Regions from separate parts of the Homo sapiens genome. Here region 2 is linked to region 1. A link is a loop called in an ENCODE intact Hi-C map of the cell type or tissue named here. Cell type or tissue: sigmoid colon. All regions are shown on one strand. Each heading gives the region's core, and the rest is flanking DNA. Links, peaks and the distances in the headings are about the cores only.

The links. Peaks named below come from ENCODE experiments on the same cell type or tissue, not always from the same donor. Only the 100,000 strongest peaks of a DNase experiment are listed, where the experiment ranks them.
Region 2: it touches region 1 in a loop (2.4-fold over the local background); 1 of 110 quality-filtered maps calls a loop at or near these places.

What each region holds. Positions count from the first base shown.
Region 1 is chr9:86,577,049-86,585,041 of GRCh38, reverse strand. No RefSeq gene overlaps it. Among named protein-coding and RNA genes, the nearest start is that of LINC02834, 130 kb to the left of the region's middle. In sigmoid colon, for the core only: no CTCF peak of the experiment used is centred there; a DNase peak (open chromatin) is centred at 4,181.
Region 2 is chr9:86,508,019-86,516,011 of GRCh38, reverse strand. The region is part of intron 1 of LOC102724080 (a long non-coding RNA gene); the gene reads right to left. Among named protein-coding and RNA genes, the nearest start is that of TUT7, 160 kb to the right of the region's middle. RefSeq lists an enhancer at 7,247-7,416. In sigmoid colon, for the core only: no CTCF peak of the experiment used is centred there; no DNase peak of the experiment used is centred there.

The DNA of each region.
Region 1 (7,993 bases), core at 1,946-6,945:
ATCCCAGCACTTTGGGAGGCTGAGGCGGGTGGATCATGAGTTCAGGAGTTCAAGACCAACCTGGCCAACATGGTGAAACCCTGTCTCTACTAAAAATACAAAAAATTAGCTGGGCTCCGTGGCAGGCGCCTGTAATCCCAGCTACTTGGGAGGCTAAGGCAGGAGAATCACTTGAACCTGGGGGGCGGAGGTTGCAGTGAGTCAAGATCGTACCACTGCACTCCAGCCTGGGTGACAGAGTGAGACTCCGTCTCAAAAAAAAAGAAAAAAAAAAGTATGTTTACCAGATAAAGTACAGGACAGCCAGTTATATTTGAATTTCAGATAAACAACAAATCATTTTTTACTATACCCATGTCCCATGCTGCAATATTTGGAACACACATATTATTTAAAAATTACTTGCTTCCTATCTGAAATTCAAATTTAACTGAGCATTCTGTATTTTTATTTACTGCGTTTGGCAACTCTACTCACATGTTCCCTCCAACAGTTTCATGGAAGTAAAGCTAAGAAAAGAAAAAAAATAAGGTCATTCTGAGCTGAGATGAAAAGTCCAGAAAAAACAAGTCGGTGAAGGGAATGTGGAGGAGACAGCAGCGGGTCAGTCATACCTCTTTCCTTTAATAACTAAGGTTCCAAAATCGTGAGCTTAGAGATAGCTCTACTATTCTTATATTTTTGAAAATATTATATCTGAATTATTTCCCCTTTTCTGTGTTGTTTATTTGTTCTCTCTAATCAACCTTATCAGAGATAGTTTTTTTAAAGGATCAAATTTCAATTCTAAGAAGTTTGCCTGTTTCATTCATTTTTGCTTTTATCTTTATTATTTTCTTTGGATTTACTTTGGGCTATTTGTTGTTGGTGGTGATTATTTGTTGTTTTACTTTCTTGGGTTGAAACATTTTGCATATAGATTTTGTCATTATCATTAAGGTTTCTTTTTTTTATCCAGGTATTTAGAAGTGAGTATTTTGTGTTATGAAAATAAGAGCCTTTTCTTTTCCTTTGGTTATTTCCTTTTTTTTTTTTTAATCCAATGATGCTCCTTTATGGCAGTGTTTTTACTTTCATGCTTCATAATTCGGGGATATGAGCTCATTTACAACAAAAGGAGGTTTTCACATGTGTCTTCCATCCCCAGCCCATGGAGATATCTGGGAGTGGTTTTGATTTTACTTTGCTGAGCCCCACAGCCCTCACTAGTCCAGGACATCAGCTTAGTTTCCACACTGTCACTGTGGTTTAAATCCACCTGCAAGCTGCCCCCTGCATGCTGCCCCCACTGTGGGCTTGAGGCTCTGATTTGTCAGGGTCGTTCTGTGAACTAAGGTCACACTGAGAGTGTCAGGCCTGGGTTTAGACTTTGTGCACCATATGAGAGAAAAGAAACATAGTTCAAGTGTTTCATGGGCTCAAGTCTCGTGGCTTCTTCCATTTACTCAATGGCTGATTTTGGGCAAGTTGTTTAACTTTTTTTTTTTGAGAAGGAGTCTTGCTCTGTCGCCCAGGCTGGAGTGCAGTGGCACCATCCCCGCTCACTGCAAGCTCCACCTCCCAGGTTCACGCCATTCTCCTGCCTCAGTCTCCCGAATAGCTGGGACTACAGGCTCCTGCCACCATACCTGGCTAATTTTTTGTATTTTTAGTAGAGGCAGGGTTTCACCGTGTTTGCCAGGATGGTCTCGATCTCCCGACCTCGTGATGTGCCCACGTTGGCCTCCCAACGTGCTGGGATTACAGGTGTGAGCCACCGTGCCCAGCCAAGTTGTTTGACTTCTATAAGCATCAACTTTCCCATCTTGAAATGGAAAGGGTAGAAACAGTACCAACCTCCTAGGATTTTTTGAAAGATGAAATGAAGAGTCTTGGCACAGAGTAAGTGCTCAATAAATGTTAGTGATGATTGTGGTTACCTTTGTATTGTTATTATGGTTAAGAATGTAATTTTTTTAAACTGTAATCTTAAATTCACGGGTACATGTGCAGGACGTGCAGTTTTTAACATAGGTAAGCGTGTGTCATGGGGGTTTGTTGTTGTACAGATTATTTCATCACCCAGGTACTAAGCCTAGTATCCATTAGTTATTTTTTCTGCTCCTCTCCCTCCTCCTACCCTCTGCCCTCCAGTGGGACCCAGTGTCTGTTGTTCCCCTCTATGTGTCCATGTGTTCTCATCATTTAGCTCCCACTTATAAGTGAGAACATGTGGTATTTGGTTTTCTGTTCCTGTGTTAGTTTGCTAAGGATAACGGCCTCCTGCTCCATCCATGTCTTTGCAAAGGACATAATCTTGTTCTTTTTATGGCTGCATAGTAATTCATGGTGTATATGTATCACATTTTCTTTATCCAGTCTGTCACTGATGGACATTCAGGTTGATTCCATGTCTTTGCTATTGTGAATAGCGCTGCAGTGAACATATGCGTGCATATGTCTTTATAATAGAATGATTTATATTCCTTTGGGTATATACCCAGTAATGGGATTGCTGAGTCAAATGATATTTCTGTCTTTAAGTCTTTGGGGAATCGCCACACAGTCTTTCACAATGGTTGAACTAATTTACACTCCCACCAACAGTGTAAAAGTGTCCCTTTTTCTCCACAACCTTGCTGGCATCTGTTATTTTTTTACTTTTTAACAATAGCCAAGGAATGTAAATATTAGTGAGGCACAAAAATTGGTGCACTGTATGCACATACAGAGCACAGTATACACCTAATAAATGTTAACTCTGTTGGTGGCTGATCATTTCAAATAACAAGAATGTTTCTATTCGACTCATTCATTTACTCTTTCAAAATGTGTATCTCTCACATGTAATTAATATAAAATATTGAAATATTTTATATGCTTTTCTTTTTCTCATTAAGGAAAAGAATATAAAATATTTCAAACTCTAGCACTTCTCAATTTAGATGCTAAATTTTCATCAGAAATACTTCATCTGCATTTATTTCATAAAATGTACAATTGAAAAAGTAAATGTATGTACTCAAGTTGTTCTAAAGATACTTAAAAGCTTCCCAATAATTGAAGCAGTTATCATTTTAAAATTTAAGTTTAAATAAATAAATAGAATTTGAAAACCAGGCTCAGTTGCACTAGTCACATTTCAAGTAATAGATATTTGATGGCACAGATGAAAAGTGTAGCTCCAAACACCCTGCCCCCAGTATTTAGCCCTTAAGTTGCACCGTCCATTTCTAGTCTAGTGCTGTGTTTCCTGTTCTTCCCTGAGTGCCACTCACTTACTCTGTATACAGTAAGGCCGGCCCTGTGGAAGATAAAGATGGAAGACAGATTAAAAAGAGGAGAGGTTGGCTGGGCTCAGTGGCTCACACCTGTAATCGCAGCACATTGGGAGGCCCAGGTGGGTGGATCGCTTGAGACCGGGAGTTAGAGACCAGCCCTGGGCATCATGGCAAAACCTTGTCTCTACAAAAAACACAAAAATTAGCCAGGCATGGTGACGTGCACCTGTAATCCCAGCTACTTGGGAGGCTGAGGTGGGAGAATCACTTGTGCCGGGAAGCGGAGATTGCAGTGAGCCGAGATTAATCGCCCCGCTGCACTCCAGCCTGGGCCACAGAGCGAAACTGTCTCAAAAAAAAAAAAAAAGGGGGGGGGGAGAGAGAGAGAGAAAAGGGATTTACAACCAATGCATTCCAAAGGAACAAAGCTAATTCATCACCTGAACTCTAGTGACATTTTCTCGACACTACATTCAGAAGTTCCACAGGAATCCCACCTGCACATGATTTGGGGGTGTTTCTGCACCTAGCTTTTCATATTTCATGGTGGTGGGGATGGAGCCTTGTGCTTCGTAAGTATTCAGCAAATGCGTATTGGATGAACAGCAGGGCAGAGACAGAAGGGAGAGGATGCTGGAGGAGGGGAGCCCCCAGGTAGCTCTGCTTAGATGACCGACCAGATTCTATCTCCTGCCCCACCCCACTGCCTTTGGTGGTGGTACAGAACTGGCACAGCCAGGACCTGGGCCTGGGCTGTTCTCAGGCATCAGTTTGAGGGGATGAAATAGAGCAGAGTATCCATCCCAGTAGAAATAATCCAGAGACTAAAAGGCCCGCCTGAAACAAGACACCAAAGCACAGACCTTTGAGAATTGCTGAGAGCACTTCCAGAAGCTTGAGAAACACTTAGAAATAAGTATACAGGAATAAATGCGGTTGCGCAAACTCAAATGATTCCAACACGGAGGAGATGACAGGAACTCCTTTTTAAAAAGTCCCCAGGAATCACACAAAGAGCTCTCAGACTACTTTCACTTTGAGAAGGTCATGTGCAAAGGTGAAAACGAAGATGCGTAAGTGTTGCCCACCTGTAGGAAGAAAGTCAGCAGAGCCAAAGCCCAAAACAAGCTTAGGGGAGGGGGAAAACGACGCTTAGCATATAAACAGGACGTTCTATTAGTTTCCTATGCTACTGTAACACATGACCACAAACCCAGTGGCTTAAAATAACACAGATTTATTATCTTACAGTTATGGAGGTCAGAAGTCCAAAATCAGTTTCACTGGGCTAAAATCAAGGTGTCCGTGGGCCTGTGTTTCTTCTAGAGCCTCTAGCGGAAAATCCATTTCCTTGTCTTCTCCAGCTTCCAGAAGCTTCCCGCATTCTTTGGCTTGTGGACCAACCTGGCTCCAGTCTCTGCTCCTATGGTCACATCTCCTCCTTTCTCTGATCTTCCTGTCTCCCTCTTATAAGAAATCTTGTGGCCAGCCACGGTGGCTCACACCTGTAACCCCAGCACTTTGGGAGGCCGAGGCTGGTGGATCACCAGAGGTCAGGAGTTCAAGACCAGCCTAGCTAACATGGTGAAACCCTGTCTTTACTAAAAATACAAAAATTAGCCAGAGGTGGTGGCCGGCACCTGTAATCTCAGCTACCTGGGAGGCTGAGGCAGGAGAATCACTTGAACCTGGAAGGCAGAGGTTGCGGTGAGCCGAGATCACGCCATTGCACTCCAGCCTGGGCAACGAGAGCAAGACTCCATATCAGAAAAACAAAACAAAACAAAACAAATCTTGTGATGACATTGGGCCCACCAGAGTATGCCAAAATAATCTCCCCATCTCAACATTCCCAGTTTAATCACATTTGCAAAATTTCCTTTATCTGGGTTCTGGAGATTAGCACATGAGCCAATGGTGTCATGCTAAGAGATAAAGAAGAGGAAGTGGATCTCCTTAATTCCAATATTGCTTCCAGCATCTCTGACACGGTGACTGATCCCTGAGCTCATAAACTCAGGACTCATGCCTCCTTTCCCAGCCCCTCTGGGCTAATATATCTTGAGTCCCCCAAGGTCCCCATGGCTCATTGCACATTGCTTTGTTATAGTAATTAATCACTCAACAAATATGTATTGAGCACCTACACGTGGAGACCATATTCTCATTACCTAGGATACATGAGCCAACAGAGTAATCCAAAGCTCTTACCTTCAAAGTTTTACCCCACTAGTGGGAGAAGGCACACAATAAATAAAATAAGGAAATGATGTAGCGTATTTGGAAGTAGTTAAGTGCTATAAAGAAAAATAAGGCAGGTTGGGCCTGGCAGCTCATGTCTGTAATCCCAGCACTTTGGGAGGTTGAGGTGGGAGGGTTGCTTGAAGCCCAGAGTTCGAGACCACCTTGGGCAACATAGCAAGACTCTGTCTCTACAAATAAGAAAAGTAGCCAGGCTTGGTGGGATGCACCTGTAGTCTCAGCTGCTCAGGAGGTTGAGGTATCAGGATCCCTTGAACCCAGGAGTTTGAGGCTGCAATGAGCCATGAGCATGCCACTGCACTCCAGCCTGGGTGACAAAGTAAGACCCTGTCTCTTAAAACATAAGATAGGATAAAATAAAAGAGCAGAGAAGTGGGTTACAGAGTTCCATGTTGGAGGTTAGCTGCAGTGCTAAACAGAGTGGTTAGGAAAGGTTGGCTGAGAAGACGGCATTAGAGCAGAAGCTTGAAGGGTGTGAGGGAGCCACATAGATTCAACAAATAATGCAGCAGCCCTGAGTGGGAGCAGTCCTGGGTGATCTCCAGCACAGGGAGGCAAAGGGGCAGAGGCAGAACATGAGGACAGCTTGGAAATGGGAGGGCCAGCTGGCCAGAGGCTTATCACTTGGGGTGGTGCAGGGCTGTGAGCTCTGGAAAGCCAGGACACTGGTGTCCCTCACACTTCACACAGGATGAGCATTATAGTTAGCACTTGAGGACTGTGGCTGAAAGAAAGAACCTCGGTTTGATTCTCCACTGGGCAAGAAAATGAGGCACGGCTCCCTCTCCACCTTCACTGCATGCTTCCCTTTCCCTTCTGCATCAGGGACAGAGGCCAGGGTGTCTGTCACTGAGCTGTGTGCAGAAACCCAAGTGCCCAGCATGCATGGCACCGCTCTCCCCCTCAGGCCGAGAAGTAGGCTTTGCCATTGCCTGGAGCCATAATCTCGTGCGCCCTGCTCCACTGTCCTGCTGACCTGCTCTGCCACTGACTGCCTGTTCCTCTCTCTTAACCTCAGCCAATGCCATCCCACCTCAGCCAACAGCCCTGGCGAGGCCTTCCTCCTCTCGTTATCTGCAGGGTGCACAAGCCTCAGCTGAAGCCTGGAGAAACTGGAAGAATGGATGGGGAATAAAGGAGGTGTAAGAAGCTAGGGTGGGGAGCAGAGTTGAGAAACAGACTGAGGCTGTTCCTGGGGAACAGGAGCAACAGGAGAGAGGACATGACGAAGCCCCTTGGTTCCAGCATGCTGCGGAATAACAAAGGGTTAAGCCATTTGCATTACTGTATTTGTGTGCAGCCCTCAGAGGGCCCCCGGAGCCGCTCTTGGGTGGTCCAGTACAGTCTCAGGCAGCAACCTATTAGTGGTATCTCGGCGTGATTTATGCAGCTGTCAAGCTGCCTTCACCAGGACAAGTGAATTGCGGGCACCGGCCGGCGGCCTGTGCTCCTTCCGAGAGGGTAAGTAAATGAAGGCCAAAGAGAAAGAAAACAGCCCAAGGTGCCACCCCTGGTCCTCTGGGTCTTCTAATAACGAGTCCCCTCTATAGAATAACATCCAGCTTCTCACAGGAGACTGCTCTTACAGAGCCCCACTGTCTGTCGCAGACCGCCGGGAGCGGCCGCTTCATGGCCCGGCCAGGCCAGGAGGGCAGGGAGGGCTGGCTAGGAGCCACCCACCACGGATGGAATGGGAGACACTAGGCTGAAAGACAGCAGGACTCTCGGGCCATCCAGCTAGAGTGGCATGGCATGGACACTGGGCCTCTATTTTAGGCCTGAGAGTGATGGGGCAATGCTGGGGCATGGACTGTCCTCCTGCAGCCAACGGAAGCGCTGTCATGCACAGATGCCACCCACGAGGTCCTGAGGCTGCTGTACTCAAAAGGTACAAAGCCTTGCTGTGCCAGGCCTCCTCCAGCAACCGCCACACCTCATTTACCATTCCCTATGGACGGGTCGACCGGCGGGCTCAGGCCTGTAAGCATCTTGCGGCTGCGCTGGGAATGCTGAGGGCAGAATTCATTTCCAAGTTGGGTATGAGAGCCTGGTCTAAGCATCTGATGTTCCTGATGTTGATCCCCTCCTTAGGCTGGGGACCTTCCCGGGGTTAGTTCTTTCATAACACACACACATGCACGCACCCCTACATATATACCTGTTACCCACAGAGGGTACCAAGGAGTGGGCTGCCTGTCTCTTTCAGTGTTTGATTGACAGTGGAGTAGCCAGAGACATGTGCAAAATTTTAGAGGCCTGGGGGAGTGTGTGTGTGTGTGTGTGTGTGTGTGTGTGTGTGTGTGTGTGTATGAGAGAGAGAGAAGCCAACAGCAAGACTTCACTTTTTAATAACATCACGGATTTCTTTCGCGGTCCCCTTTTCTCCCCCAGCCAACTGGCATGTGGTGTATTGTGTTTGTGGCACGGCAGTGGAAGGCAGGTGTTTCACATTGAATTTGATTCCCAGCCAG
Region 2 (7,993 bases), core at 1,370-6,369, 68 kb after region 1:
TTGGTGATTCCTGAGAGTAACAAGGTTCTCAAGAAATTGATACAAAAATGAGTTTTATAGAGCAGTATCTCCTGGGTTATGGAAAATAGAGGAAAAAAAAGATTTTGTTCTGTACCTTTTAGTATGGGATCTTTTTCAAAGAGCAGAACAGACATGAATGTACCTACTTCATAGTCATAGTGTGCAATTTAGATGGCTACAATCATAAAGAATGCCTAAGACAAAACAGTTTTTGCTAACCCACTATCGCCAGCACCGAGCATAGTACCTGACACATAGTAAACATTCAAAAAAGTATTTTATAGCAGTGTTAAAACATGATGAACTTGGACTTCATGTAGCCGTTCTGAAACTGTTTTCCATGATGCTTTTAATCAGTGACAAACTGGACTGCCAAGTGAAAAAATACACAAAAGAAGCTTGGAATTTCTTTCAAAATATACTCCCTTTCTCTACTCGCTCTGGGAGTTGGGAGGTGGGTGCAAAATCATTAAAAGATAAGTTTTCTGGCATGAAACCAGAAACAGTTGAAAAGGTGCTATTGTACAGCTGTCAGCTCAAGGAACTGTGCTGCAGAACTAATAAGAAAGATATGGGAAACCCGTGATTTAATCAGCTGCGGACTCATTACTCAACGGTACCTGCAGGGAGAAGCATCCATCAGGGTGTCAGGTATATGTTGCATAAAGAGAGGGGAGATTTAGCAACTGGGCAAAAGTTAAAGGTGGGAGCTGTCATTTACCCACATACTTCTCACTGGTAGAAACTTCATGCTGGACCACTTCACCTCCCTTGAAAATAAAGAAGTAGTTCCACCAGGGCCACCCAAAGCATTTCACGGAGGACTGACTTATACTGCCTATATACTCTCTTTTCACCCTCTGGCCACAAAACTCATTGTATAACAGTCAGATGCCTTACACTCCAAGAAACTGATTTTACATTCACCTATTAATGTAGCAGCCCTTCCAAACTGGAGGGCAGGGAACACATGTCCATGGCTGCCTGACAGAGACCTTCAATGCAAAGGTGGGTGCATGAGAATGAGGGGGTCACTGATGGAGAAAGGAAACTAGAAGCATCTCAAAGCAGCCACCCTCCAATACTAACCAATCCTTACTGCCATCTCTAGGACACAAACAAGGTAGGAAGGATGAAAAGAAAGGTGAAATCACTAAACTGGCTTCTGGTAGTATGTTCTTGACCTTGTAAAGTAGTGGACTGAAATAGCATAAAAATGGAGCTCCTTGCATCTAATTGGTGAAACCAGGCTGTATGCCCTCATGTGCCCTCTGCCTGGAAAGAACACACCCATACCATCAGGGCAGGCTGCACACCAAGCAACCCTGGGCTTCCTTTTTCATTTTTGATACTTCCCGTTCTTTCCTTCCCAGCTAGGTTGCAAGTCTGTGCTATGTCTCTCTTTTGCATCTCCATTATCATGGAAGAGTCTTGAATAAGCTAAAGATGATTCAGAAATTATTAGTCCTTTCTGAGCAGTTAATTGAACATGTCGGACCACACCATAGAGACCAACCAAAACAGGAATTTACCCTCTTTTTAAAGACATCCAAAGAACAAAATTCTACATATTTTATTCTCTAATCCAATCCAAAATCTTGCATAGAAAAATCAAACTTACAAAATTTTATCACACAAGGAGAGGGATATGCAAGGGGGAAACTAAATATTGGCAAAGAATGTAATAAAAAGTCTGGGCACGATGGCTCACGCCTGTAATCCCAGCACTTTGGGAGGCCGAGGCAGGTGGATCACGAGGTCAGGGGTTCAAGACCAGCCTGGCCAACATGATGAAACCCCGTCTCTACTAAAAATACCAAAATTAGCCAAGTGTGGTAGTGCACACCTGTAATCCCAGCTGCTCAGGAGGCTGAGGCAGGAGAATTGCTTGAAACCTGGAGGCGGAGGTTGCACTGAGCCAAGATCGTGCCACTGCACTCCAGCCTGGGCAACAGAGCAAGACTCCATCTCAAAAAAAAAAAAAAAGGAATGTAATAAAAATTGACACCCCTTTCCCCAAGAAATCAAGGCTTAGGTTGGTCTCCCTTTACAGATAGAGCCAGCTACAAACTATGGAGCTCAAAGAGGAATGAAATACCAGGGGCAGAGCTGCGACTGGCATGGGAAAGTCAGTTGGGTAGGCCCAAGGCTCTTGCTACTAAATAACTCCCTGTCCCTTCTACCTGAAACCTCAGATCATTTATCTTGCCAGGCCACTGGTGTCTTTCCTACAAAACAATGTACAGACACCCCAGGAAAGTTCCCTTCTGCCAACATTATCTCTTGCTAGACATAAACACCTACTTTCAAAGCTTGAAATTTATTAGCACCCAAATGATGTTTATTACCCTGCAGCTTGTGATCCTGTCATGGATTGTATCAGCCAAGGAGACTGGATTAACTCACATACCTAGGCATTTATGGCTCTGAAGTGAGCCAGTGTTCAAAAAGCGTCCTGAGGACAGATGGAGTTGCTTGACCCACAGGTGGATGAGCTTCGCTGGAGCAGGAAGGCCCTGGTCCTGGCTGAAAGAACACCTAAGACCAAGGAGAGAATGCAAAATGATGAAGCAGGAGCCTGCACCACAACCAGCAGCCAATCAGAGAGGAAAAGGAACCAAATGCTGGGCAATCAAATGCAAGAAAAAAAGCAGTGAGATTTTTCATTGAAATAAAAATGCAAAAAAAAAAACAAAAAATCAGTGTCACTGGAATTTATTTCTAAAGGAACTTTCTGAGTAATCTATGTACAAATATAAGAGGAATTAATTTTTTAAATTGTGAGGTTTAAAAAGCATCTTTTAATACTAGAGATGTGTACGTTTTTGTAAAGCAATTTCAACATCTGCAGACGTAACCAGAACACTTCAAGAGAAAATGAAAATTTAAATAAACACTGAAGGTTATTCAGTGGGTTAGGAATTCAGGGAAAGAGAAAGAAGCAGAGAGCCCAGTGAAATTTATCTAAATTCTAAAACTCCCAAAATGTAGGTGGGAAAAAATACCAATCATTGTATTCTTTTGTTATTTTCTGTGGTAGTTCTTATTTTTTGTTAACTATTATTTGTTGTTATAAGGAAAATACAATGTGACAGTGGCAAACAAGGCATTTATACGATAAGCTCTGGCCTTTGTCTTTGGGTGCTATCTCTGAAACAGGAATAACTATGCTGGGTGTCTGTTGGAAGGCAGTTTGAAAGGGAGACTTCTAGATTTGTCTCCCTAAGTGATGTGTGTGTCCAAGTCCCGTCATCATGGTCCTTCCATTAGTTTGCCCATTTGTGGTCCCCACTGCTGTAGATTATAGGCAGTTGGTTTCAGGTTATTTATTAATTCTAGAGCTATAATAAAGCACTGTTTTCTAAAAATAAAAAATAAAAAAATAAAAAATCTACTTTCTCTCTGATTGCTATCCTTCCCAACACTTACCCTCTCCCCAGCTGCTAGCAAATGAATAAATTATATTTATTAATGAGTTTCTCTTTGCACTTTCTTTTACATAGTTTTTCACCTTCAGAAATTCCAGCAATATTAACAACTATTATATCTGAATGTTCTAGGATTTGGACAAAGATTGAGGTAGGTTCCATTATCCATTTCTTGGCTCAGCGTAATCCCAATTGCCAGATGCCAGTCTATATATTCCTTTCTGGTAGTCATGCAATATTCTCAGCTCTCTGCTTTGCATTTTAAAGTGACATCCTGGAAGAAATTAACCACCAGGTGGGTGATGAGAGAAAAACCTTTGTTTTAGTTTGAAATCTGGATTCAGCCAAGTCTTTGGAAAAGTCAAATCTGATGATTATCTAAATAGCTAAGGGGAAAGGATACTCATCGCCTTTATAATCTGGGTAATTGGTATGATTACCAGCAGGTTCTTGAATGTCCACGGGGTGCATATCCATATGGAAAGACAGACTCAGCCTTGGCGCTTAGACTCCTAATGAGAATGCCTGCAGTGGAGTCTGAATTACCTCCCCTCTGACCCTAATTCTCTACCTTTCTCTCCTAGTGGAGACCTGGCCCTGGGCTTTCTGGTACAGAGCTGTTCTCTGCAGGGCAGTGGTAGAGACCCTGGGAAGGAGAGGAAGGCCACCCAGGGCTGGGGTGTGAGCGAGCTGGGGAAGCAGGCCCCTCTGCTGTGGAACTCCAGAAGCAACAGCGGGGCGCCTGCGGCAAAGCACTTAACCTATTTGTGTCTCCATCTCCCATTTGTAAATGGAGTAATTATAACCTCTCTGCCTTCTGGGGCTCTTGCGAATCTCCATTAAAGTTCATAAATCACTTTGAAGATGGGAGTCATTGCTGGTTGCCCTGGCAGGTGGAAGATCTCTGGCCAGAGTCCTCCTTCAGTATTTCCAGGCAGCTGGCTTTGTCTTAAAGGAGATACAAGTAACATTCTTTCTGCTCCCTTTTTCTACCTGCACTGAATATCCACAGCGAAACATATTCACCCTTTTTCCTAAATGTCTGTGTTCCCAATGCTACATGTTTTCATAACAACTCGGAAAGTATTAGTAATTTTGGATACAATTAACGAAATTAACATCTTTGTAAAAATCCCACCAAGGCTGTGGAACTATCACCAATAGTTATTTCCATGTATCAATATATGCCCATGCTATGTCCGGGTATATTTCTATGAATTCAGAAACGGATGAATCTTGAACACTATCTTTTAGTGAGCCTAACATCTAAATCAATTAACCTTTAAAAAGATAAAATAGCCACATATTTTTAAGTTGCACATCCATACATATTTATACACACAGATGTGAAGCAAACTCTTAGGTTATATTCTTACTTTTCTTTTTTTTTTTTTTTTTTTTTTTTTTGAGATGAAGTTTCACTCTTGTCACCCCAGCTGGAGTGCAATTGCACGATATTGGCTCACTGCAGCCTCTGCCTCCCGGGTTCTAGCGATTCTCCTGCCTCAGCCTCCCAAGTAGCTGGGATTACAGGCACCTGCCACCACGCGCAGCCAATTTTTCTATTTTTAGTAGAAACGGGGTTTCGCCATGTTGGCCAGGCTGGTCTCAAACTCCTGACCTCAGGTGATCCATCCGCCGCTGCCTTCCAAAGTGCTGGGATTACAGGTGTGAGCCACTGTGCCTGGACCTTATGTATTTTTTTAATCCAGAATTTTTACTTTTTGTTTAAAAGCTTTTTAAAATTGACACATAATATGTTGATAAATATGTGCATATTCATGGAGTACATAGCAGTGTTATGATATGTGTAATGTAGGGATCAGATCAGAATAATTCACATATCCATCATCTCAAACTTTTATCATTTCTTTGTGTTGGGAACATTCAAAATCCTCCTAGCTATTTGGAACTATATCATATTTTACTGTTAACCATAGTCACCCTACAGAGCTGAGGAACACCAGAACCTATCCCTCCTGTCTAGCTATAAGTTTGTATCCTTTTAAAAACCCACTGGAGTATTAAAAATGTCTCACAAGAACCACATTTTTAGGGATGCATTAGCTTACTTTGGCTGCTTTTTAAAAGATTCAAACACATGAAGTTTTTTAAAAATAAACTTCTCTAGAAACCATTTTGACTTAAATGACTATCAGTAGGGAGCTAGTTACATAAATTGTGGTACACCCAGGGCATATGAGTGAGCGTATGTACAGTCACACACACGCATGCACACAGAATGCAATTCTAGATATATTTTAAATTTTTTTAGACAGTGTCGAATAGAACTTACGATAGTTTAATATTTATGTTTTAAAAAGAGATACATATTATACATGATAAAAATGAAAGAATACTACAAATTTGTATATGTAATAAAAGAGGTATTTTATATATGTATGTGTAATATAGTATATACACAAACTATCTCTGGAAAAAACTAGTAACAGTAGTTTCTTCCAGAAAGATATACTAGGAAAATTAGACTAATGGTTGTAGGCAAAAATCTAAGAATTAATGTATATTTTCTTTGGGGTTGTTTAATATTTTTTATTAAAAGAATGCATCACTGTTCTAATTTTTAAAATTTGTGTCACTCTAGTATGTGTTGTTATGTGATTGGCATCCTATAGTATTTTAATTTTTTTTTTTTTTTTTTTTTTTTTGAGACAGAGTCTTGCTCTGTCGCCCAGGCTGGAGTGCAATGGCGTGATCTTGGCTCACTGCAGCCTCTGCCTCCCAGGTTCCAGGGATTCTCTTGCCTCAGCCTCCCAGGTAGCTGGGATTATAGGCGCACACCACCACGCCCGGCTAATTTTTGTATTTTTAGTAGAGACAGGGTTTCACCATGTTGGCCAGGCTGGTCTCAAACTCCTGACCTCAGGTGATCCGCCTGCCGCGGCCTCCCAAAGTGCTGGAATTACAGGCATGAGCCACTGCCCCTGGCCAGTATTTGATCTTTAAAACATAGATGTTTTACAGTGTATACTGTTAAGGAAAATGCCAACTACTAGAAAGTAAACTGGTGTCATTGTATTTTTAAATTGCCTGCCTACTACAGGATGAATAGATTGCAAAATAACACCCAAAATGTGTTCAAGTGAGTTACAAAACTTGCTTTGGCACAAAAAGATACAGACACCCATTGGTGAATAGGTAATATATGTGTCCCCTGTTGTAATGAGAGTACACTTAGGGAATTACTTTATACGCCTTCCCTGGAATTAGTCTCCTGGTGGATAAGAAAAAGGCCTTATTCATCTAATTCCCCCCAAAATTCTAGCTCAATACCTGGCAAATATTAATAGAAGGTGTTCAAAAAATATTTATCAAATAAATAAATTAGATTCACAGCTTGATTTCTTGTCTTTTATAACCAGTTTCTTTGATGTTGAACTTTTTAAAACCTTTAATAAATAATTGCACATCATAAATTGGATGAGGTAAATATAATACACAGCATTTGCCAAACTTGTTTCACCATGAAAAGAAAAACACTTTCCCCACAGAGTCCCTTGCAAGACTAGTTGTAATGAAGCCTAGATAAATAAAAGTGGAAAACATAGCGCTGGCTTTTAATTTACACCTCTCTGTCTCCTAAAAACCAAGGGCAGCAGAGGCCATTAGTGCTCACTGAATATTCCTGGGCTCCCTGCATTTCCCATACTTCTTTATTTTGGGGTCTGGGGCACATGACTGTATCTGGCAAACAGGAATATGAGAGGAATTGATGTACCATTTCCATTGCAAGGCCCTTGGGAGCCAGTGTGTCTCCTTCATCTTTCTTATCTCTTGCTAGAACCACTCTGAAAGTCAAGTGTGGAGATGATGGCCTCACAAGTTAAAGGGAATCCCCAACCACTAGATATGGAAACCCCCTGTCAATTCACATGAGAGTCTGTAGTGAGCAAAGAATATATATTTTGTTGTGCTAAGCCGCCGAGATTTTAGAGTTATTTGTTATGACAACATAATTTAGCCTAACCTGACTAAGCATAGCAATTCATTGTCATGGCATATCCTCATACGACAATTATATAGTGAATGCCTACTACGTGTCAGACGTGATCTTTGAGGTACCTTCTAAAAGTATATTTATAAAGTATGAAAAGAGAAATAAAATATGTACAAGGAAAGTGAAGGGATGAACAGCCTGTCACTCAAATCCTGTAACTTGATGCTTTTCATCTTTGCAAGTCTAGTAATTTCAGAAGAATTTGTCAAATTTTTACATATAAAAATGCAAATTTCCCCCAAATTAACTAGTGTTTTACTGTGTCTGAATTACTCTGTACTTTCCTAAAGACTCATCGCTTTTTCTGTAAGATTAGGAAGAGGTAGGTCCAGAAACATTTCTGTTCTCCTGTTATATCTATACAGGATTCTTAGATTTTTTTTAAAAAAAACTACAAATCCAAAGGGATGAGCTGCAACTGGCCTAATATTTATCAGAAGTTACCACCAGACCTTTTTAGTCAATGCTCTTGTGCCTTTGCCATGGTTAGGCAGTATCTATGTGAATTTTCTGGATTAGGGCTACT